Regions from separate parts of the Mus musculus genome. Here all the other regions are linked to region 6. A link is a loop called in an ENCODE intact Hi-C map of the cell type or tissue named here. Cell type or tissue: heart. All regions are shown on one strand. Each heading gives the region's core, and the rest is flanking DNA. Links, peaks and the distances in the headings are about the cores only.

What was found. Peaks named below come from ENCODE experiments on the same cell type or tissue, not always from the same donor. Only the 100,000 strongest peaks of a DNase experiment are listed, where the experiment ranks them.
Region 1: it touches region 6 in a loop (2.9-fold over the local background); 3 of 42 quality-filtered maps call a loop at or near these places.
Region 2: a loop joins it to region 6, with 2.4 times the contacts of the local background. A loop is called at or near these places in 2 of 42 quality-filtered maps.
Region 3: it touches region 6 in a loop (8-fold over the local background); 38 of 42 quality-filtered maps call a loop at or near these places.
Region 4: it touches region 6 in a loop (3-fold over the local background); 4 of 42 quality-filtered maps call a loop at or near these places.
Region 5: it touches region 6 in a loop (7-fold over the local background); 2 of 42 quality-filtered maps call a loop at or near these places.
Region 7: a loop joins it to region 6, with 9 times the contacts of the local background. A loop is called at or near these places in 32 of 42 quality-filtered maps.

Annotation. Positions count from the first base shown.
Region 1 is chr13:29,499,138-29,503,518 of GRCm38, forward strand. The region is part of intron 11 of Cdkal1 (CDK5 regulatory subunit associated protein 1-like 1); the gene reads right to left. Among named protein-coding and RNA genes, the nearest start is that of Cdkal1, 350 kb to the right of the region's middle. In heart, for the core only: a CTCF peak has its summit at 2,248; a DNase peak (open chromatin) is centred at 3,544.
Region 2 is chr13:29,412,014-29,416,394 of GRCm38, forward strand. All of the region lies in intron 13 of Cdkal1 (CDK5 regulatory subunit associated protein 1-like 1), which reads right to left. Among named protein-coding and RNA genes, the nearest start is that of A330102I10Rik, 400 kb to the left of the region's middle. In heart, for the core only: no CTCF peak of the experiment used is centred there; a DNase peak (open chromatin) is centred at 2,668; H3K27ac peaks cover 1,223 bases.
Region 3 is chr13:29,836,747-29,841,127 of GRCm38, forward strand. All of the region lies in intron 4 of Cdkal1 (CDK5 regulatory subunit associated protein 1-like 1), which reads right to left. Among named protein-coding and RNA genes, the nearest start is that of Cdkal1, 17 kb to the right of the region's middle. In heart, for the core only: a CTCF peak has its summit at 2,102 (motif pointing left); no DNase peak of the experiment used is centred there.
Region 4 is chr13:29,328,405-29,332,785 of GRCm38, forward strand. The region is part of intron 15 of Cdkal1 (CDK5 regulatory subunit associated protein 1-like 1); the gene reads right to left. Among named protein-coding and RNA genes, the nearest start is that of A330102I10Rik, 310 kb to the left of the region's middle. In heart, for the core only: a CTCF peak has its summit at 2,206 (motif pointing left); no DNase peak of the experiment used is centred there.
Region 5 is chr13:29,279,571-29,283,951 of GRCm38, forward strand. It overlaps a transcript of Cdkal1 not described here. Among named protein-coding and RNA genes, the nearest start is that of A330102I10Rik, 270 kb to the left of the region's middle. In heart, for the core only: no CTCF peak of the experiment used is centred there; a DNase peak (open chromatin) is centred at 2,231; H3K27ac peaks cover 2,131 bases.
Region 6 is chr13:28,955,680-28,960,060 of GRCm38, forward strand. Gm46405 (a long non-coding RNA gene) reads right to left here. Exons shown (of 2, transcript XR_001780882.2): 1 at 3,218-4,381. Among named protein-coding and RNA genes, the nearest start is that of Gm52067, 2.4 kb to the right of the region's middle. In heart, for the core only: CTCF peaks have their summits at 2,288 (motif pointing right) and 4,037; DNase peaks (open chromatin) are centred at 2,312, 2,782, 3,112 and 4,132; H3K4me3 peaks cover 2,245 bases; H3K27ac peaks cover 2,572 bases.
Region 7 is chr13:29,599,951-29,604,331 of GRCm38, forward strand. The region is part of intron 9 of Cdkal1 (CDK5 regulatory subunit associated protein 1-like 1); the gene reads right to left. Among named protein-coding and RNA genes, the nearest start is that of Cdkal1, 250 kb to the right of the region's middle. In heart, for the core only: no CTCF peak of the experiment used is centred there; no DNase peak of the experiment used is centred there; H3K27ac peaks cover 232 bases.

The DNA of each region.
Region 1 (4,381 bases), core at 106-4,105, 540 kb after region 6:
AGAACATGCTGAGGCTGGCCTAGCAGACAGCAAATATTCATGTTGTTAAATCTCTGTGTGGCAGCAGTGAGGAGCTGTGAGTAACCTCATGGATCTGAGATTGGTCCTAACCAATAAGCCAGCAGGAACAATCAAGAAACCACAAGACACTGAACTATATCCATCCTCAGAGGTTGTGTAAGAGGATTCTAAGGCCCTGCTGAGAACATAGCCCTCACCATATTGATGTTACACTCATGAAAAGCTGAAGAGAAGAATGTTCTGTCTGGTTTTAGGTCAACTCCACACAAACTACAGTCATCAGAGAGGAGAGCCTCAACTGAGAAAATGTCAAAGACTGGGCAGTAGGCAAGCCTGCAGGGCATTTTCTTCTTTAGTGATTAATGTGGAAAGACCCAGCCCACTGTGGGTAGTACCACCCTGGGCTGGTGGTCCTAGTTTCTATAAGAAAGCAGGCTGAGCAAACCATGAGGAGCAAGCTAGTAAGCAGCACTTCTCCAGGGCCTCTGCATCAGCTCCTGCCTCCAGGTTCCTGCCCTGACTTCCTTCAATGATGGCTTACGATGTGAAAAATAAGCTCAATAACCCTTTGCTCCCCAGCTGCCTTTTGGCCATGCTGTTTCATAACTAGGACAAGAAGTAACTGACACTGTGCCAAATTTCTATCTATAGAAATTGAGAGACTATATTTATGTCAGTCCATGCCACTAAATTTGAGGTCATTTTTTATATATAGCAAGGGCAAACAAATTGTCAAGCGTGAAAAGGGGCAGCCCTGTCAGGTTCAATGAACAGAAAATGGGTCACAAGGGTGACTAAATCAGTCCTCTAGCAAGCTTCCCCAGAGACAGACAGACTGGAATATTTACTTTGTTTGAAAAAAAGAAAAAAAGAGAACAACTAACTAACTACTGTTTTTGTGTCAGGAGCTTGTGCAGCTAAGGCTGATCCCACACTTGCTATGTAAATGGAGTTGGCCCTGAACTTGCCTCACTACCTCCGAAGTGATGACAAGCACTTGGTGAGAGGTTTACTTACAAAAGTACCTCTTAAAAACAACAGCAGGAGCAGCAACAACAACAACAAATCTTCTTTCTTTTCCCAATGAAAACAAGACTCTCTTATATAAAATAAGGATAGATCTGTGACATTTTCACACTCACCCAGCTTTATACTTTACTCTTAATTACTGCCCTCCCTCCCTTCCTCTTTCCCTCCCTCCCCTCTCTCTTCTCTTGGTGGTCCCCTTCCAATCCTCAAGACAGGCCCTTCTCTCCCTCCCTCCCTCCCTCCCTCCCTCCCTCCTTCCCTTCCTTCCTTCCTTCCTTCCTTCCTAACACATACATTAACCGCATCGCAGCCATTGCCCACTCTTGTTCCGTCTCCCTCCTTTTCCCAGGATGTCTTCCTAGTCTTTGCTGACCAAAACATTAATGAAAACAATAAGAAACAATTTTTTTCCTAAAAAGGAAATAAAGTTACTGAAAATAAATTTCATCATGAAACAAAAGAGCAGGTGAATTTTAAAAAAAATGAAAATAAGGTAAATTATAGAAAACGCTGCTATTTTCCCATGACTTTGAAGTTGGGGAAAGTAACAAGTAACTTACTCTCCCTACCCTGAGGGCCAAGGCCTCCAAGAGGGCACTCCACGGAACCCACCCACCCTCCTTTCCTCTCTTCCTCCCTTCCTCCCTCCCTCCCTCCCTCCCTCCCTCCCCTCCCCTCCCTCCCTCCCTCTCTTCCCCATCTGTCTTAGTCAGGGTTTCTATTCCTGCACAAACATCATGACCAAGAAGCAAGTTGGGGAGGAAAGGGTTTATTCAGCTTACACTTTCATACTGCTGTTCATCACCAAGGAAGTCAGGACTGGAACTCAAGCAGGTCAGAAAGCAGGAGCTGATGCAGAGGCCATGGAAGGATGTTCCTTACTGGCTTGCTTCCCCTGGCTTGCTCAGCCTGCTCTCTTATAGAACCCAAGACTGCCAGCCCAGAGATGGTCCCACCCACAAGGGGTCTTTCCCCCTTTATCACTAATTGAGAAAATACCCCACAGCTGGATCTCATGGAGGCATTTCCTCAACTGAAGCTCCTTTCTCTGTGAAAACTCCAGCAGTGTCAAGTTGACACAAAACTAGCCAGCACACCATCTCTCTAATTTAGATAGTGATTAGTACTTCAAGAAAAAAAGCTCAGGACATCAGCTGGATGATGGGAACAGTACAAGCAGAACAGCAGCGCCCACTAGAGGTCCTGTCACCTCCATTTGGGTTCTGAGAGCTCTCATTTCTGTTGTTAATGTACATATGGAGGACAACCCCTAACCAGCTGTGACACGATGAAATGGATCCCCATCCCCTGACATCACAGGTTGTGCCTTGCCCACAACTGGAATATATGTGATAAAAAAAGCCCTGAAGGGCAAACCTGAATTCAACAGGGCTGCTGCCCTCAGAGTGAGGCAGGTCAGCAAGCTCTCCCTCTTAGTCTCATACACGAGAAGATGTGGAAAGAAGGCAGCCATCTGCAAGTCAGGGCAAGAGCCCTCACCAGAGACAGAATCTACTGACACCTTGGTCATCTACTTTCAGCCACTGGAACTTTAAGAAAACAAATTTTTGTGGTTCAAGCTACTCAGTGTGTGGTACTTTGTTATGACAACGGAAGCCGACTAATAAATGCCTGTTGAATGCTGGGAAGATCAAAAGAGATAATCCCGACTCAGTTCTAAGACCTGGCCTGGCACAGAATGCACCCTGAAATGGTATGGATTATTACTGCCGAGGCTGAAGAGGGTGAGTAAGAGCTAGAAAAGATGACCAACAGGGAGGTTGTTTCAATAGTCTAGAAAGAGACTTCATTTACACATCCCCAGGCTCATTCAGCAGGCTGACTGTACTCTGTCCATTGACTCTAAGCATCTCAGCTTCCTTCAGCTTCCTAGCTCCTGCTCTGGCCTGCTGCATCCCTAGACCTAGCCTTATTTCTCCCTCTCCATTTCTGCCTCGTACCTCGTGTGTACGGAGCAGGTTCTACATCAGGCGTGTAGGCCAAAGCCCTCACCAGCTCCACACAGGTCCTCCCTTATAGATGCTACTTTCACGAACAAGGACACAAGAGTTTTCAGATCAGTCATTATCACACCTCTCCCCTGTGCCCATCAAGAGCTTCTTGAGTGTGCCCCAGGCCACACTTGGGGTGTGAAGGATGATGAGAGGCTAATGTCTAAGTGGCACCTGTGGGCAGCGGGTGGATGAAGTGGCCCTTTGTGGCAAGTCCCAGCCTATGGCTGAGGTGTTGCTTTGGTTCTTGCAGAATTATCCATAAACTGCATAGAAAAGCTTCAGCGTGGCTAATGTGAACATGGAGGAATACCATCAAAAGGAAAGACTTGGGAACCAGAAAGACAGCTCTAGGGGCATCAAAGTGTTCAACTTCTTCAGCCAGTTTCAGCCATAGAGCAAATGCTGATGGCACAGGGGCCATTGGAGGACAGCTGGACCACTAAGTAAGTACCCTACTAAGTAAGCAGCCAGGCTGCATGGAAGCTGGAAGGCCAGAGGGTGAGGGGGTCAGGAAAAGGATGAGCAGGAAAGGAGGGGAGAGAGCTGAGGCATGCCAAGAAGGTTCTGAGCACCACCAGTATTAGTAGCTATCGTAAATGGACAACATAATTCATGAGGTCATGTCCAATCACAGATAAAGATACCCAAACAACCCCGAGTGTCTGGAAAGGAAACAATTTTCTCTGATAACATCTTCCTTAAGACTGCGTATGTGTCTGGTTTTATACACCGGCTGTCTCAGTTTTTCTCCACAATGAATTCCTGGAAAATGCATCATGAAAGTCTGCCTTTCCTCACAGGAATAATAAAAACATGGACTGCTGCTCTCCTGTCTGTGACTCAGCATGGAACAAACTGTGATAAGACCACAACTATACCATAAAAGCAAAGATATAACAATAACCCACACAATCCTGGGAAACTCAAACAACAGCCTCCAAGTCATTAAAGGGAGCATTGTAGAATGCAGGGGACCTCTGAGTTTGCTCAAGTCCTGCCACTCAAAAGGTGAGGCTAACACTGAACCAAGAGAAATCAGTTTATTTCAAATCTAACAGTTAGGCTTCTTTCTGACATTTAACTGGAAAGCTGTCAACCTACTTCAAAAGAATTGCCCCACGTGGGCTAAAATTGATGTAAGTATGCAGAGATGTACAGTGAACCCACAAAACAGTAAGATACAAATGTGCCCGATTGTTTTATATCATCCAACATTTATATATTAGCTATAATAATAGCATACATATACTTCTATTTAATTGTACACTGTAACCTGTGGCTATGGCCTCCACCGCAAAAGCAAGGAAAAGAGAAAA
Region 2 (4,381 bases), core at 213-4,212, 460 kb after region 6:
ACTGAGAAAAGACCATGAGAAGCAAGGCAAGGTCCCGGCACATGAGCCTGGGAGTCGGACAGAGTGGGCCCAGCCATAGGCAGCCAGTGTTTGTAATGGGAAGTTGACCGGCTTGATGGTAAGTTTTATGCCACTCCCAAGGAAAACTCATGGCTGCCACGGCTGCTTTGATGGGCAGCTTCTCCTCCTCCCCTGTTTACTTATATTGTATTAGGGACACTCCCTTTTATTAGTCTGCATCTCTGCCATCTGATCCCAGGAATTCAATGAGCAATCACACTCAATTTATACTACATATAGGCTCTTTAACCAATAATTCTAATAAAATTATTGCTTTATGAAAAAATGATTTTTTCAAAGTGTTTTACTTCAAAAGATTCCAAAGAAAGCTCTCTCAAAAGACAAGTGTCTAACTATCCTGTCTATACAGCAGAGGCCTGGAGCCTATTGTTGTGTGGCTTTTCATGCTTTAACTACCTTCTGAGAGCTTAAATACACTGTGAAAACAATGAGAGTAGCTTCTTTCATTTATGTGATAAATCTGTCTTTGGCAGTGAGGGTCAAGAACAAATTGTCAATAACTAAAATACTCCTCATTAGTAATATATGATTACCAATAAATGTTTTTTGTTTTGTTTTGCTGAGAACAGTATTTTCCACTTGGAACCAAATAATTGCAATGCAGTAGGTCAGTATTCAAAAGAGACTTCCTAAAGAATGCTACCACGACAGATTATAGGTCAGCTAAGACTTGGTGGCCTTTGGCTCCTGTACATGCTGACTAAATGCTGTAGTATTACTGACCCCTTCCGCTCATGATGTCTGCTTGTTTTCTGGTCTCTATTCTAGAGGATGTGGGCCCATATTACTAAGAGATAGGGTGTGGGAATGACAATGGTGACCATTGGTGTGGGCTACCAATAGCCTTGGAGGCTTCTAGACCAGGTGAAAATAATTTACTGCAGCATCGGACAGCTAGTTCAAGAGTAGTTCTTCAGTATGACTATCCTCTAAATTTGGGGAGATGGTGGCAAAAGCTCATTATCAAGCATTCAAGCAAAGGAGGAGGAGGAAGAGGAGGAAGAGGAGGAGGAAGAGGAGGATGACGACGACGACGACGACAACGACTTTTTTTGGTCCAAGCAATGAGTCACAGTTCTCCCAACACTTTTCAGGATCGACACTACATATGAATTCTTCATGCTTTTAAAGCTCCAAGAGCCTTTGGCTAAGCTCTCACATGTGATTCCTTCAAAAATGCATGTAAACATTGTTACTAATACTACTGGCAGCTAAAAAGAGTGGCGCTGCTGGTATTGTGTATGAATAGTAGAGTTTAAAGAGCTGTTGACTCCATCCCCACAACATACTGACAGTGTGTGAGGACAAGGGCACACAGAGCCTCACTGTTTCTATCTCCAGAGCCTCACATGCAATGACAGAAGTAATGAATGTGAGCTTATGATGCATCATAGAATGACTACTGAGTCCCACTTACAAAGACAGACTGTCCACACACTGACACTGATCTACCCTGTGACACCTGACTTCAGCTAACGGCCATGGGAACAGAACGCACAGCCTGTAATGGAAGTACTGTTCTCTGATTTGGAGAGCTACACTTGTGACTGGTTCCTTCTTGACAATACGGCAACCTTAAAAACTATAAAATAGGACAATGAGGAAAATGTATTCCTATGTTCAAAAATATTGCAAAATAGATATATTAATCCAATATCAAGTAGTTAGCATTGAAAGCATATTCATACAAGTAAAATGAAACAGAATGAGCAGCTTGTACTCCTATTCTTAGGAATACATTAGTTTCTGTAATAAAAATTAAAGAAGTTAGAGACTATGAGTTTGAGAGAGAGGAAGAGGGGATATGTGAGAAGGGTTGGAGGAAATGATGTAATTATATTGTAATTTTAAAAATAGTTGAAAAAGAAGTAGTTACAAAGAAGGTCCAGGGAGATAGCCCAGCAGGTTAAGTGCTTGCTGCCCACGCATGACAACTTGAGTCCAATCACTGGAATCCAAGCAAAACCACCAAGCATGGCGGCCCACATCTGTAAGTGTAGACAGGGAGGATCCCTAGGGCTTGCTGGCCAGCAAGTGGAGCCCAGATGATGAGTTCCAGGCTAATGAGGCATCCTGCCTCAGACAGGAAAAGTGGCCAGAGCTGCAAGAGTGATATCATAGGTAATCTCTAGGTTCTACATGGGCAAACATGCACCTAAACACATGTGTCACACACAAGCAAAGTTCCAAATACAAAAGTCACACGTGTTTGGTAGTGTTTGGTATTTATAAATTAGAGAGGGATAATTTACAATGTTGTTGCATATTCAACCAAAATCCAAGGACTGTGGAGGAAGAAGAAAGACCTCAGCTTTCTGACATGTTTGCCCAAGCCTGGTCTTGAAGCAGAGAAGCTCTGGCCCCTTGGAAGCTGCCTGCCTTGGCTTCCTGAGCTGATCTCATCATACCTGCCTGGCCTTCACAATGAGTGCCCCTGATTTTCAGAAGCATAGTGGGACAGCTTACATGTTGCTCAAAGGCAGACATGAAATCATGCTGCAGTTCACCAGTGCTCAGGCCCTGATAGGTTAAGAATAGTTTTTAGTTTGAGCCAGAAACCCTCAGGGGAACTCATGCAAGAAGCAGAATCCAGGCAGCAGGAAGCATCTGTATTCATCATTCACAGTGACGGGAACCTAGGAAGAGACTGGATCCCAGTGTGTGAACTTACACACGAGAGAGAGGCAGTGCAGGAACTGTAAATCAGCACACACCTTTACAAGTGGCAACACAGGAGTTTTCCCGAATGCATCTTACAAACTATGAAGTAGAACCAGAGTAGGAATGACCTCTCTTTGCAAGCTTGAGGTCACTAACGTTTTGTTTTCCTTTATTATTTTGTAACAGAGCAAGCACACTAAGATGTTAAATCTCTTAAAAGGGGGTTAACCTGGAAACAGCCTAGCTACTTGACTGCTATTTTTAGATCATCCAAGGAGATGCACAGCCAAGACACCATTCCTGTGTTCTCTGGCAAAGTCAGCACTCTGCCTGCATTCTGGGCCGCACGAGCGTCGCCACAGCCGGAGCCTGCTTCTGGAGGCTCTGCTTTCTCATTTGTCTATGCAGTGTTGGTGACTGTGAGTGCACTGAAAAAATCAATTAATAAAGTGAATTAAGCATAATGAATTCTAAATTATTGGAAGAAACATAAAAATGAATTTTAAAATAAGAAGCAGATGAACTGAATGTTAAATGATGGATTTTACCCCTGGAATGATTTTTCCGAGCTCTCCATGTGCCATTTTAGTATGATGAGTCTTAAGATGACAGTTTCTGAGCAGGTAATATTTGACATATGCTCTATGGCTATTGCTCCTGGTGCTTAGGCAACTAATTAAACCTCATGAAATCACATTTCAAACCGAAGCTGCAGTGTGCTTCTTTCTCAACACCAACTCTGAGTATGCGCCTGCTTTCCCAGGCTTTATCCCATGATTGATCACTATTACACTGTGTGCTGTATTTTGCATTCTGTGGCATACAAGCATTAATCTTCGCTCACACTTCAATGGTATAATTCATTAAAACACATAGTTTGTGTTTGGCGCACATATAAGAAGATGTAACCACATAGGAATATGGTATTGTTATGACAAAACACAATTAATAAAACATAAAATGTGTTTTTTGAAGTTATGGTTTTAATTTGCTACTGCAAAAAATATGCTCCTGAGATGCTGAGCGAGGTAACTTCCCAGGAGAGTTGAAATCCATTCCCTTCCCTCCTCTCCATACTGAAGAGATTATGATTAATACTCACTAAATCTCTCCTCCTGGAAAAGGCCCTAGCAAATTTCCAAAACCAAATTTGAACTACTGATAAGGCTGGAGGCCCTAAATTTAGAGTCTACTCTATTTGATTTGTGAATCCCTATCTTGCTTTTCCTGGTCCTCCTTCTTTCTTAATACTATTGCACAGCAGGGGACAGAGCTTGTCAGGAGTGGGGCCAGCCAGAGGCAGCACAAAAGAGCAGGGCCACAGTTGCTCCCAGCGAGCCCTGGAAACAGATGCTGCCATTGGTGCAGGGAGTTCATATGACAGAAAAGCTATCTGTTTGCCACTTGCATTTAACCTGTATTTCAAGGCAACTAGAGAAGACAGTGAACTCATGGTATTGGGTGATGGACACACATCACCCTAAAGCCATATGAGGTGCCAGCAGAATGTGGTGTGTTCATGCAAATTGTGTACACGGTCTTTTCTTAATTCCTCAATCTTCATAAACAAATGTATGAGGGGGAGGTTAGTACAAGTAAAAACAGCATTAATGGGTCTCATATTAATATTTATGCTTTA
Region 3 (4,381 bases), core at 241-4,240, 880 kb after region 6:
GGGATACAGGAGAAGCTATCTTACACTGGACACTGCTCTTCTATGAAAGCAAATCATAACAACGATTGTTAAATACCTCAGAAACATCTTCAGTCCAATGGCAAGCCTTGTCACTAGAAACAGACATGGATGGAGAGACTTAGAGACCACTAAATGAAAGCCTAACTGTCGGAAGGCTGTGGCTCCCCACAGCTCGCCTTCACTCCTCAGGGGCCGGTGTGCGCCCGCCAGGTCTTCTCTAGAGATAATCGCCTTCCCTATTTCTGAGTGGTAGGTGAAAATTCCATTCTGAAGGCCCTTAGATTTATTTCTCTGTTTTATTCCCTGAGAAATAAAAAGGGGGGGAATGAGAAAATGCCATTCTTCTCCCCACCTTCTACTATACCCTTTACCACCATTGCAAATAATTCAACTTCTGAACACAAGGAACACGCTAAACCCTACCCTGATGAGCACACAAACCAACAGGAACATATGTAACCGTATTTTATCAAGTTTAAAGGTCCATCGAGATTGCTACAGTCAATTCCAGCCCATTAAACAGAAAGCAATTACTGCTTCCAATTTAATAAGAATGGATTAAACTGGATTTCTGATTCAATACCATTTGTAAAAGTGTCCATGTCAGGAAGAGTGATGGCGTGCGATCTTATCTCAGACATGTCAAGACTAAGCCAAGTGGACCTGACAGCACCTAAATAGGACTCTACTGAAAGCTCCAGACGTTCACATGCATACATACCACTTAGTTCACTGTTACAATAGACTTCTGTGTTAAAGTTGGAAAGCAATTATTAACATTCATCATATTCAAAAGTCAGTTCTACTTGATCACTAACCCACATATAATGCACATTTTAAAAATTCCTATTTTGTGTGTGGTACCCTGTGCAATGGCACTTGTAATTCAAACACACATGGACACTGCTCATGCTAGCTCATTTAATCCTCCACTTCTACCAAAGGCAGTGCTCAGGACTAATCACAGGACTCAGAGGACTAACACGGGACGATCACTGTAAGCTTAAGGCTAGCCTGGGCTATACAGTAAGACTCTGTCAGGGAGAGAGAGGGAAAGAGAAAGGGAATGGGAGAGGGGGAGGTGAAGAGGGAGGGGGAGGGGAAAGGGAGTGGGAGAGGGAGAGAGCTAGCTGGCTAGCAATTAAGCTAATAGAAGATATTACCTGATTTTACCCTTATTTTACAGTGTGAGTGTTAAAAGTTGGGTACTTCAGCTCTGATTTGCTGACCAAGTATCTCTGAAATGTCCAAGCTGAGTAAGATGGAAAGACTTCACCAAAGGAAAGGAAAAATGGGTGAATCACACTTAGGTGGGGACTGGCTAAGAAGTCACTATTTCAGTAAGCAGAAATATACTAAACAGCAGTGGTGCCAAAGCGTTGTGGCTTATGGAGAGGAGGGTCTAAGATGATCAGGTTCATGAAAACAATGTTAAGGCACAACTACCACCACTAAGAAAGCCCTCAGATTACCATAAATATAATACATACCAAAGAGTATATATAAACCTGTACCAAGATTCTAGGCCCCTCTTACATCAACCCTCAAACCCACGTCAAGTCAGAGGGGAATGTGAAAGTGCAGAGTTCAACTCTTTCTGCTTTACCATTTCCTAACCCTGTTTAATAAACAGGTCTGAGAATTCATGAGGCACTCAAGATGGACCCATGCCACTGTTTTTAGTAAGCCTGAAAGTAAGAGAGTCATAAAGTAACAAATAGTTTTTCCTCAGATTCAAAAATCCCACCTTAATATATTCCTACGGAAAGCCACAACCAGACACTAGGACGAGCAGTGAAAGCGACCAAGACCAGTTGAAGCTGTCAGCCCATCATTGGATAATCACACATCTGATTTGCTGCGCACTGCATCTCAGATTAACAAGAGCTCACATGGCCTCTGAAAAGGTCAATTTGCCAAGTTCTTATATAAATACTGTTAAAAATAGAAAAAAAGCAGAGAAAAATTAAATGTTAGGTAACTTAATGACTTCTAATCATTTTATTAGATGATCATTTGTAACATGGAATTCATGTTCAGGGGTCATAACACCACTAAGTGATCGCATGATGCAATACTGCCATCTGCTGTTCAAAAGCTAGAAACACATCTTATTTTTAACACAAACCTTCTGAAGGCCAGAGTGTTGAACATACTCAACTACTAATGTCCCTGAAGTTTTTAGACCCAAAATTAAAGAAGGCAACAAAAAATAAAAATAAAAAAATTAAGTATGTTTTAAATGATGCTTTCATGGTAATTTGTCATCTACTCATTTTCTTAAGAAAGAAAACTACAATTTAAACACAGGCTATTTCTACATAAATTACTCAAGAACACTGTACAATATTTTTAAGCATAATCTGAACTTTATTAAGCAATTAAATAGGTATCAGATTTCTGAAAGTATATGGATATGTGTTTTATTTGTCTCATAAAACCTCTAACATGTAGGTAGAACACAGTGTAGCAGGCCAGAAGTTTTTTAAAGCCTCAATCTCCTGATACAGTTCCCCTTTCAATCAAGTTTATTCAGGAAAACAGCATATGGCTGGCTTTGCTGCTCACAAGCTACACAAAGCTGAAGTTTAGGTCAAATGTTAACAGCATGAAGAACAAACTGCAAGCTCACAAGGAGAAACAGGAGAATGGTAACAGTATCACAATTTTAATAGTGGGAAAATTGGGAAAGCAGGTTTTCACTCTGTATCAAATGACTCACTAGCATGGAAGTCTAACCATTGCTGGCCATTCATTTTAGACAAATGATAAGCGTCTTCAGAGCGAGGACCCAGAACCAAGAACTAGAGAATTCACTTACTCCTTTAAAAATAGTGAAGATTCTGAGAGAATCCCTGTCTTGAAAAACAAAAAACAAAAAATGAAGATTCTAATCAATCATTCAAATTCTGGAGACCAAACCAGATTTTCCAACTAATCCTTCAAGAAAGCCAACATTCTCCTCAATCATTCAAGATTATTTAAACATAAGGAGAATACTGCTTGAAGTACAAAGGACACAGGAAAGGCCCACACTCCTTGGTTTGTACAGATGACACAGTATAGGACAAATCAGGGCTGCTTAGCATTCTGTCCAAAATGAGTTTGGGCACTTCCTAAGAAGCCAAATATGGGGAAATTTCTCAGCCAACTAGACAAATAAATCAAATATATATATTTGATTTGATATATATATTAATTATTTCTGTGCTGCCTGAAAAACAAACATGTATATAAAGAAGAAACAGAAACTAACAGAGAAATCACGAAAGTAGCTCTGTGAGGAGTGTCAACCTAGCACTCCAGAATCCCTAAGTTCAAATCCAAGCATAGCCTAAGTTTGTAATCTCAGCCACTTCAAAGAGGCAACAAATCATTGTGTATCCCACTTTATACCTCGGCAACAAAGTCTTAAACACCCTTCTAAATATAGTTATAGTTCAATAAGGTACTACAAAATATTTGTGTGTGTGTGCATGTATGAGTATATATGCAAATGCATGTGTGCACAGTAACACATGCAAATGCATGTGTGCACAGTAACACATGCAAATGCATGTGTGCACAGTAACACATGCAAATGTATGAGCATGTGTGTGGAGGCAAGTGGACAGCCTCTCACTGGCCTAGACCTTGCCAAGCAAGCATGGCAAGAGACCCAGGAATCTGTCTGTCTGCCTCCCCAGAGCTAGGGTCACCAAAGCACAGCACTTCACTGGGTGCTTTGTTCTGTTTTGTTTGGATTTTGGTTTTGCTCATGTCTTTGTTTTAAGTAGATAACAGAGCTGAATCTCGGTCCTGTGCACCACACAAGTGAGTGAGTTATCTCCCCAGCCCAAGTACTTCAAAATTTCAACAAAATATTTAATACAGAGAACATAGATTATAGAAACGTGAATAGAAAATACTCAGTAGTTTTTATAATATAAAGTATAACTCTTTATAAGAAGCCATTTTTTTCTCAACAACTTTCATGCAAGATCTTATAGTAATTCAGGCAAAATTTATTGGCAAACAAAGTAAATTATATGTAGGATGTTTAATATTTTTATTTTAATAGGAAAAATACTGGCCATGGTATTTCAGTAGAGCTGTGCAGCACGTGACCACAGTGCTCTCCTTCTGAAGTGGGCCACCCAGTCCTGGTGGCACAACGGTCCTGCTATATTTCTCAAAGATACATTTGTCCCTTGAGGCCACAGAGAATTATGCATAGCATCCAGCAATTAATTAAATATATCAATGGCCTTTCAAATTGTAACATTGTGATGCCCTATTATATAAATGGCTTTATATAATAAAAATCTTTCCAAATGATAGTCATTATTAACACACACATACATGCAAACACATATATGCA
Region 4 (4,381 bases), core at 176-4,175, 370 kb after region 6:
AAAACAAGCAAAAACAAAAACACCAAACGAGCAAATAATAAAACCCAACCCAAAATGAATCTAAGACCTGAAGCTAAAAGGACTTGAGGTAACCAGTGGTGACAATTAGATGTACCTGCAGCAACACGAAGACTAATTATCTGGGTAAGGCCTTCGGGTCACAGGAAACCAAGCCCAAACAGGCAAATAGTGCGGCCTCCAGTTAAGAGTGTTTTACACGGTAAAGAAAACAAACAACGAAGTGAAGCCCCAGCGTACAGAATGAGAGGAAACCTGTGCTAGCTGCTCACTGCACACGGAGTTAGTGTTAGAGCATGCAAGGAGATCCACACACTTAACAACAGTTAAGGAGTGGGCTAAAGATCCGAATGGACTGGTCTCAACAAATACAAATGGCAAATCCATGAAAACATTTCTAGTATCATTAACCATGAAGGAAAGGCAAGTCAAAAGCTACAAGGAAACATCAGCTGGCCCTAGTTAGAAATGGATGTAACAACAGCAACTAAAATGAACTGACAGCCATAAGTCTCCAGATGAAGATGCTGATAAGGATGCATAGAAGAGGGGATTCCTTTAACATCTCTGTTAGAAATGTGAATTGGTGTGCCTGCTATAATGAACAGGGCAGAGGGTCCTCAGAATCAAATCCAGAGCTACCGTCTGTCCAGCCCACTTCTGGGTGGATGTCTGACATCAATGAAGTTGGAAGCAGGAATCATGATTGGAAAACAATGGAGCTTTTGTTTTCCATGTGGGTGTAAGGTGCATATATGAGTATATACATTCACATGTATTGGGGCACATGTATGTGTACATGTAGGTGCTAGGGATTTGATGCTGGGTACCTTCTTCAATTGCTCTACACTTTACTTACTGAGACATGGCCTCTCCCTGAATCCAGAGCTCACAGACTGAGCTAGTCTAGTTACCCAGAATGCCCCAGGGGTCCAAGCACTGGGGCGGCCACCATACCTTTTTCCCGTGGGTTCTGGGCACCTGAGCTCCAGTCCTCACGTTTGTGTGGCTAGTGCTTTATCCATTTAGCATCTCCTGGCCAACAAAGCAATGTAATAATACAGAGTGTAATATAGGTGAAGTGATTATAAATGACAAAAAAAGGTAAAAGTTGACACAATAGAACAGTGAATATAATGTACTATTCAAGATATCTCTTTAAAGTGCCCAATTCAAGAAAATTTAATGCTTATTAAAACAATCAATTCTGATATTTATACTTTTTAATTACTTGAATTCTCAGAAACATCTTTCCCAAAACAATATGAAATAAGGCAGGAACTGATATTTGTTCAATTAAAAGAAAAAAAAATTCACTTGATTTTCCCAGATGAAGGACTACACTAACAGTTCCCACCATGCACCCTGCTAACACAGGTGAAGGACTACCCTGACAGTTCCCACCATGCACCCTGCTAACACAGGTGAAGGACTACCCTGACAGTTCCTACCACGCACCCTGCTAACTTTGATGAGAACACCTCTCCGTCCTCGGAAATCTCACTGCTAAGCCTGCTTACTTGCTAGATTTTCATGGTATCTTGACACAGGGTCTTTCCATGTGGTCCAGGATGGTCTAGGAGTAGTCAGAAAACAAGATTCTCCCTCAGCCTTTCAGTGCTGGGATTATAGGTGAGATTTACTGCTTCAATTTTCTAAAGTATAGCTTTATCAAATCGCAACAAAGCAACAAATCTCCTAAAAACAGAAGTGGAGATTATATATATACACACACACACACACACACATGTATGTATATATGTATACACACACACATAAGAGTGTGTGTGTGTGTGTGTGTGTGTGTGTATGTATGTATGTATATGTATATGTATATCTCGGGCACGGTCTTCTCTCACAACAGGCATTTCCCCGCCTGTAACGTGGTAGTGCTTAGAGCATCTGTGCATCCCTGGGTCGTTGTGAGGACTGAAATTAGCATTTAAGGATCACCGAGATCAATGGATCGGGCACTACTCTGAGGTTCTAATGGACTATACAAATGACCTCAAACGGTCTTGTAAAATTATGAAGTCACTATTTTATTTGCTTTCCAGATATGAGTAATCCGTTCATGGTATTTTAGTTTATTACAAATAGCAGCAGGAGGCGTGCAGTATGACAAATGACTGCAGGTCCAAGTTTACCTGGCAATGGGATCCAAGCATAATTCCCATTGCTATGATGCAAGAAGACTGACCTCTGCTGTAAAATGCTGTTACAGTTAGAAGACAGGCCAGGGAGTCAGCCTGAGCTCTGGGCATACAAGAAAGGTTGCTGTTGCTCTTGTGTACAGGGGCTTGGCATGGGAAAGTGAAGACCAGGGTCTCTGATACTTAGCAGCAGTTCCAAGATAATGACATCTGTTGTTAGTAATGTTCTCACAGACATTAACCCCTGAGAAGGAGCAAGAAGACTTGTGGAATGAGTTTTGGGAAAAGCTCTTAACTAAGGCCACCCCACCCCTTGTCTCTTCTTGTTATTATTTTCTCAGTTTTGAACTGAAGACAGGACTTGGCTTAGAACACCCTGTCAGCTATTACCTCTCTGCACATCCTATGCTCTGTGGTAAGTCTGCTTACTCTCCCTGTCCTATGGGCAATCCTGAGCAGACCTTAATTTCCCGATAGATGCTCAGGGTCCATGCCTGCCTCTCCTGCCATTACAGATTGTATTTGCCTTTAAAAACATGATCCAAGACCACTTTCCTTTTTAAGTTAGTTATGTCAGATATTTTATTACAGCCATGAGAGAAGTAATTTATACATGCTGTAGATTAGTTTTCTAGTGATTTCAACAAACTGTGGTAACTCTAGAATACCAAACAATACAAAACTATTGTTAGAATTCTGGAGGTCACGTGTTCTAGGATTTTGCTGTAGGTAGAGATGAACACATTTCTTGCAGAGGCTCTGGGAAAGAACTTTATCCTTGCCTTTTCTAGGTGGCTAAGTGGCTGCTTGCATCTTCCGTTTCAAAGCTGCAAGCACAGAGATGGTGACTTATATCACAAGGATTATCCTGGGACAGTCCAGAGCAATCTCATCTCAAGATCCTTCCTTAGCCATGCCTGCAAAGTCCTTCTTTCTAGGATAGGCATCATGTGTGCAATTTTCGGGACTAAGATGTGGGCCTATTGTGCTCGCCACTGCACGTATGTGTGCTCAGCTTTTCGTATGTATGCTCAGTTCTGGCAGAGTTGAACCAATTTCTCAATCCAGGAGAATGTACCCCAACAGCACTGCAGTGGTCACACATGCAGAGCAGCTGAAGGTAGCTACAGGCTGGCTGGCTATGAAGCCCCCTAGTGAGGGAGGAAAGCAGGCGTCCCCCTAGTGGGGGAGGAAAGCAGGGGTCCTCCAGGGCCCAGCCTTGGCTAAGCCATGAAGTCTACTAGGGGGAGAAACCAGGAGGCCCTCAGGGCCCAGCCTCTGCTAAGCCTTTTCCTTCCAGCTAGAACAGGCCTGACTCTGCTCACTGTGAGGAAGGCCACTGGGACTACATGTGTTGTTCTGAGTTGTTCTACTCATGGAACTTGCAGTCACCAGAGACAAGATCCCCCAGGGAAAGGCTCCTAAAAGGCAGTCGGCTGCTGCCTGCAGAGTGGATACTACATTCAACTTGGTTCTCTATTATCTGTATTTACTGTGTCAGCAGTCACTGTATCCTCTCCTTGGGAGCTGTGGGGGTTTGGTCTCCAATGGAAGGAAGGAGGTCAGATCACTTGGTGACTTCCCTTGAAGGCCTGCCTGGTACTCTTATGAAGTAGGCTATAGAAGCAGAAGGAAACAGTAGTAGCAGCGTTTTTGGAAGCTTGCCGTGTGTATAGTAGGCCTCTCATACTTTACACTTTTTTTGTTGTTGTTGTTCTTAAAACTACCCAATGAAGGAGTAGGTAGAACCTAACTCTTCAGTATGATGAACAGGGAAGAGAGGCTGGGCTTCAGCTCTACAATGCACAACACACTTCAGAGATGTTGATATGGTCAGCTGTAAATAAGAGAGTGATGTCAGGTACTTCATGACTATATTTGAACCCAGGTTTTCAGAAAATAGGCTTTATGTACCCTCCCTGATGCTGTACCCTCTGAGGTACTAGGTTTAGCTCCTGTTTCTCTATAGAAGGCCAACCTAGGAAAGCCAGCCTAGGTCACACATAAGCCACTTTGAACTGCATGTCTTACAGTCCTGAGCCACATCGAGACGGTATCTATACAAGGAGTATAGCTGGATTTTTTTTTTTTTGGAGCACACACACATACACATGTGCATGCATACATATACAACTGACATGCTCATATTAGAACATGCTGCAAAATGCATTTTAATGAGGAACAGTTGGTCTGGTTCTGCTCAAATGAAA
Region 5 (4,381 bases), core at 87-4,086, 320 kb after region 6:
GCTCTTTCTTACAGAGCTAAAATGTCTCCAGCTCTTAGAAACAGGCCATGCTCAGTCTGAAACCGAGGCTGGCACTCTCCAATGTGGCTTTGTAAATAAAGCTTTATTGGGGACACAGACATGCCTGCTTACTCTCCACAGTGGCCTGTGTACTCCCAAGAACAGATTTTAATAGTTTTAAGAGAGACTATCTGACCTGGAAAGGCTAAAATATTTACTATGTAGCTGTTTATAGAAAATATCTGCCAAGCCCAGGCTAAAGCCAGTGGCAGCCAATTTGCCAGGTCCCCTTCAGCTGGGATGATGTGGAGTCGTAGTTAGCAGGTGCAGCACAGGGTGTTGGCAGTCGCTCCTCCTAACAACAGACTATATGTCAGAAACACTTGCTGAAATAGCAATGACGAGCCCCAAGCACGTGAGTGGAATGAAGAGGTAAGTGCATATGAGATTTGAACATTTTTCAGACATTCAAACACTTCAACATAAAAGGAGGACTTGGAAGGGGAGCCTAGACTGTAGATCACAAAGCCCCATCACTCTCAGACTTGCTAGAGGTCATCCCCAAAACCCACATCAGAGATCATCTCAGTAAAACAGAGTTGAGGCTTGGTGGGATCTTTTAGCCGTGATTAGCTCATTAGGAAGGTTGAATGTGTTTCACATGGGAATGAGCTCAAGGGGTGGATTGGTTTTCCTTGAGGCCCTGTGTTACAGATAGAAAGTCTGGCTCTCCTGTGGGAGCCTGCTGCTGTCCTGAGTCTTTCCTGCGTGAATTCTGCACACCTTGCTTCCTTTTCTGCCCTAAGGCCCTCCCTTGAGAAGCTCATCTGCCAGCCTTACGTCCATGGATGACCAAAACAGTAAGTTAACTGAACCAATTTTCTTACAGATTACCCAGGTTTGGGGTTTCTGTTAAAGCAGCAGCAGCAACAACAGGTAGTAAGGAGATTTTTCGGAACGTTTATCCCCAGCGACCCATTACCCTTCCAGGCTCCCGAGAATGCTAAACAGCTTTCTAGCATTCAACCAAAAGACAACCATGTTGAAACTTGCAGCTGGCAGCTTCTTCTAGGTCTTGAGTACTAACCATTTCAGAGCTCTGCCATGGTCTGTTTATTCCTGGTTTCTAAGAACATGAGAAGACAGACTGGATAGGAGGAGGAAACAAGAGATTTCCAAACCAGTGTCAACACCGAGTGATGGAGGGTAAAGACGGAAGGTTGGAAGATGGGGTCAGTTGGTGGAACGTTTGCCTAGTACGCAGAGGCTGGAGTTTGAGCTCCAACATGCATAAGCCTGGTAGAGTGGTACTTGTCTGTAGAGAGGCTCAGGCTGCAGGATCAGGAGTTCAAAGTCCTTCTCTGCTGTATAGTGAGCTTAAGGTAAGCCTAAAGACACAAAGATACACAATAATAGTAAGCAAGCAAAGATGCAATTCTCCACAGCCTTTTTAAGACTGATAGCTGAGCCGGGCATGGTGGTGCACACCTTTAATCCCAGCACTCAGGAGGCAGAGGCAGGCGGATTTCTGAGTTCGAGGCCAGCCTGGTCTACAAAGTGAGATCTAGGACAGCCAGAGCTATACAAAGAAACCCTGTCTCTAAAAACCAACCAACCAACCAAACAAACAAACAAACAAAAGACTGGTAGCTGAGCTGAGTGGACTTCTTTGATCCAGTACTCAAAAAACAGAGGCAGGCAGATCTTTTTGAGTTTGAGGACATACAGGGATATGTAGAAAGATCCTCTCTCTCTGTCTGTCTGTCTGTCTGTCTGTCTCTCTCAAAGAGAAAAAAAAGAGGAAAAAAAAAGAATAAACATAGAAGCCCAACTATGTGTGAGAGTTCATGGACCAATTTTCTTCTTTGTAGTGGTGATTGGTTAGTTCTTCTGTTAAGAGGACTATAGTGCTGGCGTTTGAATAAGAAGTAAAGCCAAACCTACAGGAAATCAAACTGTGAATAAAAAGGAATTAAAATAAAAATTGACAGCATAGTTCACAGAAGCAGAGCTGTGGCTCAGCTGTCTGGAAGTCACTGCTATCATATGCTTTGGACAGGAGACATGAAAAATTGCCTAGCTTGGTCGTGGCGGAGGGCTCCTGAGAAGCACATTTGTCTGCACTTTGTCGGGCCTGTGACACTGGGAAGGCAAGGGGCTGGGGAGAATGTTGACAGACTGATAAGTTTCTTTGGAAACAGCCTGTGAGGGCTGCCAGGAATGCAAGGCTTCATGTTCTGGTCCCGCAGTTCTATCTCCTGTGCCACACAAGCACAGCGATGTGATTTTAAAATAGCTCTTTGAAAAAAAGATGCTGCGCTTGAAATCAGGAACTCAGCCCTTACCCTGCCTCTGTAACTAACAGTAGGACAAAGAACACTTAACGTCTCCAGGTCCGTGTGTTTAACAGGGTGGTAGGTTGGGCTGTAGAGAGATGGGATGGTGTGTGACTCGGTATCTTGATAGGCTTAGGGCTGGGACAGTGAAACCCCTTAGCCAGTGCTGCCCCTAAGCATCTTAGGTTATCACTTTCCATCTTTCTGAAGTTTGAACTCCAAGTGCTCCCCTTTAATGAGCTCTCAAAGACTATGCGCATCACCGTGAATGTGGGCTTACTTAGAAAAATGATGTTCACACATGCAACTAAAGATCTTCCAGACACAGTAACTATGGACCCCAGATCCAATAACCGATGTCCTTGATAGTCACATGATGACAGGAGGGACTCTTTTGTAGGCAGCATGGGAGGTGTTGTGGTTTCAGTGTGACATGTGCCCCCATGGGCTCTTATGTTTGAACACTTGTTCCCTCCCCAGCTGAGTTAGCTGTTCTTTAAGGTCTTGAAACCTTAGGTGGTGGAGCTTCAGTGGAAAAGGAGGGTCACTGGGGGCAGGCCTTGACCCTACTTCCTAACTTAAAACATTATGAGACTTCTGCCTGAGTTTTATTTTTGTAACTTGATCACAGGTTCTCAGGTGGGAACTTTGTAGAAAGAGAACGGATGTCATGTTGCAATGTCAAAAGCTTGAAAATGTCTATACGGCTATCATTCTACTCTAGACACTTATGACAGTGGAATCAGCCACAGTGTGTCTGTGACTGGGTTGTCTTAGGGGTTCACTGCTGTGAGCAGACACCATGACCAAGGCAAGTCTTACAAAGAACAACATTTAATTGGGGCTGACTGGTTTAGAGGTTCAGTCAAGTATAATCAAGGTGGGAACATGGCAGCATCCAGGCAGGCATGGTATAGGAGGAGCTGAGAGTTCTACATCTTCATCTGAAGGCTGCTAGCAGAATACTCATTTCCAGGCACCTAGGACTAGGGTATTAAAGCCCACCCCCACAGTGACACATCTACTCCAACAAGGCCACACCTCCTAATAGTGCCACTCCCTGGCCCACGCATATACAAACCATCACACTGGTGTACTGATCACATGATCTGTGAGGTTCACCTTGCTGTGCTTGTTGGAATTTCTTTATCACCCTTTCTTTGCTTCCTCCATCTCCACTAAACCTTAAGGATAGAATACCACATGTTCATCCATTTGTCCATAGGTTACCTGGACCATTTCTACCTCTGATTCTGGGCTTTTGTTTTGTTTTGTTGTTTTTTGCTTTTTTGTATGTTTGGTTTTGGTTTTTTCCAGACAGGGTTTCACTGTGTAGCCCTGGATGTCCTGGAACTAACTAACTCACTCACTCTCACTCTCTCTCTCTCTCTCTCTCTCTCTCTCTGTAGACCAAGCTGACCTAGAACTCTGAGAGCTCCAGCTGCCTCTGCCTCCTGAATGCTGCAATTATAGGCATGCACCACCAGTGCCCAGCTACACACCTACCTCTTAGCTGTCATGAATAAAGCTGCTGTAAATATGGATGTGCGTGTGAGGTGAATATTTTACTCTTCCCTCCATGGAGTTCTTATGCTTATCTCATTCCTAACTAAAATATACAGCTTTATTAGTTATTGATAACCTCAAAGACATTCCCAGGGTCAAATGAATTGACTCTGTTCGTGAGTTTCCCTGGTGCCCTCTTCCTGTAAAGCCCCTTTGAAGAAACCCCCTTTGCCCATTGATATTTTCCACAGCTGCTTTCCTGCTTGGTCCTTAAGAATAAATAGCGTCTCTGCCTCTTTGCCAAAAGGTGCTGGTATTCATGCACCAGAAACAAGCTGATTTCTGTCTTCTAGTTTCGATATTTATAATCCAAAGTAGGCGCTAGCGTTTTAAGACATCGTCTCCATAACTTCTGACATCTAGATTATTCCTGTGGATTCTGAATGGCATTCTATGAAGAAAGCTGTGTTCTTCACCTTGTCATCCTAACGTGTGCCTCTGCTGCTTCCCTTAGGCCTGAAGAAGAGGCTTCCGAGCCC
Region 6 (4,381 bases), core at 242-4,241:
TTTACTGGAAAGAGTACCCTATGGAGACAGCTGACTGGGTCTCTAAGATCAACTGCAGGCAAGAATGTTTTGTGGGTAAAAAGCAAGTAATTTTTTTTTTTTTTGACTATTTGCTACCCATCACAGCCCTTTTTTAATTCCCAGAGGAGGAAATCCTAAAATAGTATGCACTCCTTCAAGAAAAAAACCTCCACCAAGAAAAGTGTTTTGCAAGGCATATGTGTTTTTTTTTTTGTTTTTTTTTGTTTTTTTTTCTGATACCCACAGATGTACCTTCTTAAGATGCCATCAAAATGGCATCTGGGTTATCCTAAAAGGTCTATTGTCTACAAAATCAGTATTTTTATTATGACAAAAATAAGGAGATGTATTCCTTGTACAATCTGTATTCAACAATGTTGGATAATTTGGCAAAGATGAGTGTTGGTGTAATTGGTGGTATTTCCAGTGGTGTAAATCACCCCTCATAGTTACACTCATGCTTAATGCACATATTTAATTTAAAGAGCATATCAAAAAAGTAATTCCTGCCCTGATTTTTCTTGTTAGATGCATGTCAGAAAACCCAACAGACTTTTAAGGTGTACTGTAATAGTATATGCCATCAAAGGACAAAAGGCCTTTAAGGAAAAGGGGATAAACCATTTTAAGTTAATTTTTGTATGCGAGTCCACTGCTTGGCACTGTGCATAGATGGAGGTCAGAGGACATCTTGTGCGGCCAGTGCTCTCTTTCCACTATCCAGGTACTGGGGATTGAACTCACATTGCCAGGTTTGGCCTAGAGAGGCCTGTACCGGCTGAGCCAACTCACGAGCTGCTAAAGGTCCTCCTTGTCCCCCTGACTATGAGATGCACCCCCTGTGTCTATGTTTCTCTTAGACCTGGTAAAATATGTGTTGGTAGCATCCGTTGACCTAGTTACACCATTGTACAATGTAATCCTGTAGAGTATATACCTGACAGTTTGGAGTTATTGAAGTGTGACTGTTTTTGTTCTTAGAGCATGGAAACATGTGACAAAAGATGTGACAAATAGCTTTTGATTAAAGTACATATACACCAGAATGCACTGGACTTAATACCAAATCATGATATTAAGATTTCTGGGTCTCATTACCTAATGCCCTAAGCTTTGTAATCAGTTCTCCATCAGAGACCTCCCCGTTCCCCCCAGATACTAGCTATTTGGTGGCCCCTAGTAAGTCAGTGCTCAGTGCTCTTTCCCTCCGCTCCCCTTGTAGTTCTATGAACAGAGAGCCAGGATTGTTTTGCAAACAAGTCCTGCCTTAGAATCATCAACTAATGGTCTTTATTGGAAATGATATTAGATCTTTCACGTCTTGAATTAAGGCAGATATTTATTTTATTCCATTAAATGCAATCCATTCGACATGAGAGGGTAATAACTGCTAATGTGCTTCTCCTGCCCCTACACACCTGCACAACATAAAACCTCACATCTACAGAATGGTATGGATGGGGTATGGATGAAGGTTTACCTCGACTTCTTAATGTGTCCCGATAGCATAGAGGGAGGAAAACCTGCATGGAAATTAGTTTCACGAGTCTGGCTTGGCACTATTTTCCAAGAATCGTGCTTTGCTTTGGCTGTAGAAACTGAGTGTGTGAGCCCCTCTGGCTTTGAACATTCAGTTCAAATAAACAGAGGTGGAGGACGCCTTCTTGTTAATTTCGTTGACTGGAAGTGCTCTGGGAAACTGAATGCCATCAGCCCTGTTTTCAGGTCAACCCTTCACTGGGGCTGATTTTGCTCCCCACCCCCCAACCCCTTGCACTACTCCATTCTTGGTGCTGAGGAAGTTGTATTGAAACTGGACTAGGAAAGGGGGGCTGTATTGAAACAGTATTTTTTAGGTTTTGGTTGTGAGCCTTAGCCTTTATCAAGGGCTGAGTTATCTCTCCAGACCAGTGTGTTGAATTCTTATTCGAAAAATATTAAGCAGGATAAATGAAAGCTGTCGTTCATATTCACTGTTAGACTACACAGAGATAAGAAACATATATTTCTAATAATTTCACCACTTTCTCACCCCTCATAACCAGCAGGCTCAAGTCAGCTCTTTATACCCATGCCGTTCAACGCCAACGCATTTCCCTCTTACTCTTGAGAACAAGCAGAAAACAAGTGTGTCTGCACGGGCCACATAGATAGGAAGCATTAACTGGAGCTTCTGCCCTTTCCCCAGATAGAGGCCTGGCACACCCTTCAAGATCTGTGGAACTGGTGCGTGCAGACAGCTCCTCCCAGTCCGGGAGAGGCAGCCGCCAGGTGGCAGCGCTGAGCCTGCCTGAGCATGCAGCGACGTGGGAAAACGTGGGGGAAGATCCAACCGTCCCTTCCTGGTCTCCTGAACCAGTGAACCCCCAACACTTCTCCGGGTTTCAAGGACCGGTGGGTGTGCTGGTGAATTCTGGGCATCCCCCCATTCCCCGTAAGACAAAGTTTAGGGTAACCGATTGCTGCTCCCTGTTTGCTCGTCCGACCTCTCCAGCCCACCTCCCACCCCCCACCCCCTCAACCCCCATGGCTGGGGAAGCCGAGACGCCCCTTTCGGATCTGGTAACCTCACTCGGGAGGTCACGGGTCATCTCCCTCGGGCGGGTAGGAGCGAGAATGCGGTTTCTCCGCCAGCTGCGCGCTCTGCTTCGGCGGCGGCAGAAACACACGGTGCATGACCACAGGAGTCCCAAAGGCCAACCCTGCTCCTGAAAAGAAATGGTTTCCGTAGCCCGGCACGCCCGCCCCGTGGAGCTCAGCAACAGGGGTCCTGCCCAAGCTCGCCTAGGACTCCCGGTGCACCGGCCTCGCCTTGCCTCTCTGTGACTCTTACTGGGAGGAGCTAAATTGCAATCGACTCCGGTGGTGCTTTTCGGAGGAAAGTCTTTCCTACTGTAAACGTGGCTCGGGCGACGCTCGCAGCGGCGTTTCACCACTGCCTTCTGAGGAGGTTTACGGTCAGGAATGGGCTGGTGACGCCCCCCGCCCCCCCCACCTATTCCAGTTCCCGGGCCTCCTTGCAAGTGGCAGCTGGAGCAGCCACTCCAGGAGGGGGGATCTCGCCCAGTCCCTCCCCCTACGCACCCCTCCCCCGATTCCAGCCTGGACCTAGCCGCTGGGGCCCAGTTCCGCCACTGACCGGAACCGACAGCCATTTGGTTCCCTGGGTGCACTCGGGTGCCCAGCAGCCCCTTACCCTCTGTGAGCCTCTCCTGGACTAAATAGCGTGCCATCTGCATCGGTCTGGGACTCACGCTTCAGCTCTCACTGTGACTGCGGGAGGGGCAGTGCACGCACAGCGGCCAGGGCTTCTTCCCAGGGGCAGAACGAAGGAACCAGATAGTTCCCCACCTCCAGGCTCTAGCCTGATCAGGAAGATTGAGGTGTTTGTGTGTCCACAGAGGACCTCGAAGGCGCCCCAAAGCCCTTGCCGAGGGCGACGGGGGGAGGGTGGATAAAGGAAAGGCTGAGCGCACTTTCCTCCTTGCAGCCCCCACCCCGCAAACGGTACTCGGAATCGGAATAGAGCATCCTCTTCCCAGCCCAGCACCCCCAAACCATCTCTCAGTGGATTCCTTGTCCTCGAGACCACAGACACGTAAAAGCAATTACAGTTTGGAGTCCCAGGAGGCAAGCAAATGATTACGATTATGGAAAAAAAAAAAGCCGCCTAGAGTTCCCCAAATATTAGGGAACGAGGAGAGCCACCTTGAAGGCTAAGAGACGGGCGGGGACCAAGGGCATCCCGCTGGAGAGTGGTCCATGTAAGCCACGAAGTGTCAGAAAAGAGAATAGGGAGGGGAGCAAGTGCGAAGGCGTGTGTGCTGCTGCAGAGGGGCGAGCAGGCGATTGGGGTGGCTGCCAAGTGATGGGAGTCAGAGGAGGGGAGGAACGTGCTCGCCACGAGCAGCTGGCCCGGTGGCGGGTTCTGCCTGGCACTAGGGTTCCTTTTTTCCCAGCCTTTCACCTTCGGCTAACCGCGCGTGCGGACAGCACCGAGACACACATTGCGCTGGGGGCGCTCGCGGGCATAGGATGGGTGGGGTGCGGCAAGGACCAAAGAGCCCTGTGCCTCACACAGCGCAGGGCGCGCTGCACACCTGGCACCGGAGACTCACCATCTGTTCAGAGCTGCCTCCTGGGCCCAGGGGTGTGGCCAGGAAAGATAAGAGTACCCGTGGCAGCGACGACTCCACACCAACTGCCACTTCAACTGCCAATCAACGTAGTGAGTGCCCTACTGTGTGTCCCCCGCTCAGCTTAAGAGCCTTCGGTTGCAGTTCTCAGGAACTGCAAGCTACCAGAAAACCTTGTATATGCTGTAAAATAAATTCATACTGAACTGCCAGCAAAGCAGCTT
Region 7 (4,381 bases), core at 133-4,132, 640 kb after region 6:
AATCCAGAGAGAGAAGAGCTACTTGCTCCTATCAAGTGTCAAAGAAAAAGAAGGGTTAAATGTCAATATACCAGCAAGTGATGGAGGCAACTAAGCCCAGGCATAGATAAGCATCTTGTGGATATTCTTTGAATCTCTAGTTCTTCATCTGTCAAGTGTGCACAAAGATTACCTGAAATAGCAGTTTTTAAAGTTAAATGGTACAGAAGCTGTTAAAGTGGCTGATGCATAACATGCAGGGTAAATTATTTACCTAACTTCTAAACCATATCAAAGTAGTTTGGAATTCAAGAGGTGAACTCTACTTATGATCAGAGAAGACCAACTCTTCCTTATATGACAAGAGTGCCTTTCCCCTTCTTAGGGAGCACGGCTTTGAGGGTGTGCAGAGGTTCTGAGCCACAGAAATAGCAGCAGCATCTGAGTACAGTTCTAAGCCTGTGCAAAAGCATCTCCAAAAATGTCCCATGCAGGCCATGATGGTGAGCTCTAAAGGTCAACGCACTTCAGTAGAGAGTTACGAACAATGGTGCTGTCTGGAGGCACAAGAGCAGAATGGATTCTGTACAGGTGAGCAATGAGAGACTGCCACAGATAAAAGCCTTGAGGGAACCAGGGAGAAGGTCACTAGACAAGCAGATAAGCAAGACATTTGGTCCTGTTGCTTTATTGTCTAAGCCAGAGTCCCTACACCATTCCACTAACAAAATTCATGATATGAGATACATAAAAATACCTTATAGTCTAGTTGAGGTGAGAAAACATGGCACCCATAAGTATAGTGCAACACAGAAAAAGTAAATGCACCGCCCTTTTCAGGGGAGGGGATACCACCAGCAAGGCAATCAGAACCAATCCCACAACTGTTAGAGCAGTTTGAGCTTAGTGTGAATGGAGGACACAAGGTCAGCAAAGAGTCCCATCTTTGTAGGGAAAGTCTAGATAGAGGACCTTGACAGAACAGCACAAAGTGGGGCAATCAAGGCCAAGGTTGGAAATGGAGAGCATGTAGGTAACTTCCCAGCCTGAGGGGCTAGGTTACAGCCACACAAAGCTAACTACAGATGCAGCGGACTGTGTAAGGAACAAGTCAAAACAAGACAAGCGATAGATTCAGATTCTAGAAGAAAAAAGACTCAATCAAGAGTGATTTCAATGCACAGGCTCAATGCTCAAGTCATGACTCATGAGTGGACAGGGAACACTAAGAAATGAACACATGTCATAAACAGGTGCTCGGGGATCATACTATGATACAGCTGAAGAAGCAGGATCAGGGCCAGTCTGGGTATGGCACAGTGAGTTCTTGACACAGGGGTCAGCCCCAGGGAAGCCAGTTCAAGCTGGTCTGCATACTGGCTAGATAGATCCAGTTCAGTCAGTTGACCCTGAGGCCACCTGAGGATTGTGGGACAAGGGGAGTAAGAGAGTAAAGGGAAGGGAGGATTCCAGATACACCTTCAAGGCAGCAGGCTACAAGTTCCCCAGGTCTTTGTCAAGGTTTTAGATTGCAGGGCTGTGGACAAGACTGTTTGGTCAGGGTAAGAATCACTACCCTATTTAAACACTGGGAATAACTTTAGACAAATTTTACAAATTGCTTAAGAACCTATTTTTGTTCTCCATTTAACAACATAGCCTGCAGTAAAGCTTAACTAGCTGCACTGGTCTTGGGATCACATGGCTGCTCAGGCCATAGGTACACCTGATACTATGGCACCCACAGCAGCCACACCCTCATGTTCTGAACACAGCTGTAGGAGGCTAAATTTGTGCTTCATCACTTTATCTCCCAGTACCTTGCACATGTCCTATGTTCAGTAAATGTGTTCCCTGACCTGAGTGCATTGAACTTACTAAACTCACAGAGCTAACATACCATTCTAGTTTGCTTTCTGTTGCTCAGATAAAACACTGACCCAAGTAGCTTGGAGAGGAAAGAGTTTATTTGGTTTTGGCTTTGGCTTCCAATTTCAGGTCATAATCCATCATTACCAAAGTCAGGGCAGGAGTTTAAGCCAGAACTGAAGGAGAAATCATGAGGAATGCTGCATCCTGGCTTGCTCCCAGGCTCAGATTCTACTAGTTTTCCTATAGAGCCTAGGGGATGCCACCACCAACAATGGGCTTGACATCATTCACATGAGCTCAGTCCTCTTACATAAATTCGCTATAAGAAAAAGACCCCACAAACATATCCATGGGCCAATTGATGGTAGCAATCCCTCAACTGAGGTTCTATCTTCTCAGGTGTGTCAAGCTGACTACTGAAATTAGCTATCACACGGGTCCCAGTGAAACTTTTAGAATGGGAACAAATACTGCTTATGAGACCACAGTAACATGGGCATTTCAGATATTACCATGTATGAATTCTGACACTAGAAAATAACTTCCAGTCAGATTTTGTGCTTTCATTAAATCTAGGCCAACAAAGAAACAGCAAAAGCAAACTAAAGGCAGGAATACTACAATTCAGGCACATTTCCACAAACATGAGACCAGACATGTCCAGGGTGATGTGCACAATACTAAACCCTCATATCCAGTGTTTGAAGCATCAGATATCATATATCACTGTGAAGTTCTGCTCCATCCCCTAGAGCAGCACAATGACAGAGGTGTGTCACTCACAGGCCACACCCACTCTTTTCCTGTAATGCACTTTCAGCCTCCAGGGACAGTTCCAGCTGATGGAACAACTTCAAAGGGAAAATGTTATTACTGACATTCTACACAGATGAGGAAACTGAAGCTCAGAAAATGGAAGGGATTTTACAAGAGCATGAATCCAGGAAGCAACATAATTCAAATTCAAAGCAGACCTACCTGACTGTAAAATGTACAGACTTAGCCGGGTATATGTGGCACACACCTGTAATGCCAGCACCCAGAATGTCAAGGCAGGAAGACTGCTTCGCATTGGCCTTAGCTCCCCAGTGAGACGCACAAATGGACTTTTCTTCTTTTTAGAGACCTATTTCCTACATGCTAAAAATAAAAACTAGAAAATGAAACAATATCACTAAGCTTAATTAGAAGCATGAGATCTCTCACCAATCTATAAACATTTCCATTTTTTGCTAGACCATTTTTTTATATAAGAGATTGTTTCTATTACAGGCCTTCAAGACAGCTCAATGGATATGGGGGAATACTGCCTGACCTTACAGCCCAAGTTCCATTTCTAGGACCATATCATGGGAGAAAGACAAGATGCCCTCTGACCTCCACATGAGTGTGCCTGTGCCAGCACACACCCCACATCCTCCCCCAAAGCCCCCAACACCTCACACCCTCACAAGCATACACACCCTACCCTGTCCCTACCCACCATATATGTCCACAACCCTCAAACCCCACAAATCACATAGAATCCACACACTCACAAACCCCATACACACCCACGTACACCACACACGTTAAATAAATATGTATATATTACAAAAACAAAAGTCTGGGCTGGACAACTCAGCAGTTAGGTGCTAAGTGCAGTTGCAGAAGACTGAGGTTCCATTCCCACAACCATGACTGCAGTTTCAGGGGATCCAATGACTTCTTGTGACCTTGGAGGACAACAGGCACACATGCCGTACATGGGCACACACATAAAACATTTTTTTTTAGTCTAAGAAACGACTGCTACAGCTTTCTGTTTGCTTTTCCCTTCCAGGGCAACTCTACCCTCAGGTAGCAGTGGCCCCCAGAGCCATCTGCCTGCCATGTTGGTAGTAAGAAACAGAGACTTGGCCTCCTCATTTGTCTGACAACATCTGTACAAAAAGTAGACACATATTTCCTGTCCCAAGTGGAAAGATCTGCTACTCATAATGGCAGAGACTTTTCCAATCGCCAGTCTAGCTCTGCCAGTTTTAAACCCCAGGTTCTTAAATTTAGCAGCAGCCCACCGGTGTGTTCTGATCCCGAGTCGGCCCCAAGCCGCAGCAGCAGCTGGTAAAACGGAATGCTAATTCATTACAGATGGTAGAACACAGCCTACATTTAATTTATTTACATTTTCAGAAATTTTGGATCTGCAGTGAAGATGTCAGATTATTTTAACAAGTAAGTTTAGCCTTTTTTCAATTTGGTCAATGCTCAATAAAAAAATTAATGTTTATATGTTAAAAATTCTTTCAACAAGCCCAATTAGGCCTCTATTCCCACAGTTTGTATTTTATAAGCTATTTAGCTGGTGAGCCTTTTCTGAATGTCTTATTACAAGCAAAGTTGGAACAAAATTAGGCCTAAACGTTTGCAACAGAACCCTTTCTCACAAGGCATGTTGCTGCCTTTGTGTTCTCTAGCCCTGCCATTCCGGGGAGACTAAGAGTTTAATAAATTGTAAGATTATTAAATATCTCTAGAGACCCCTCCCCTT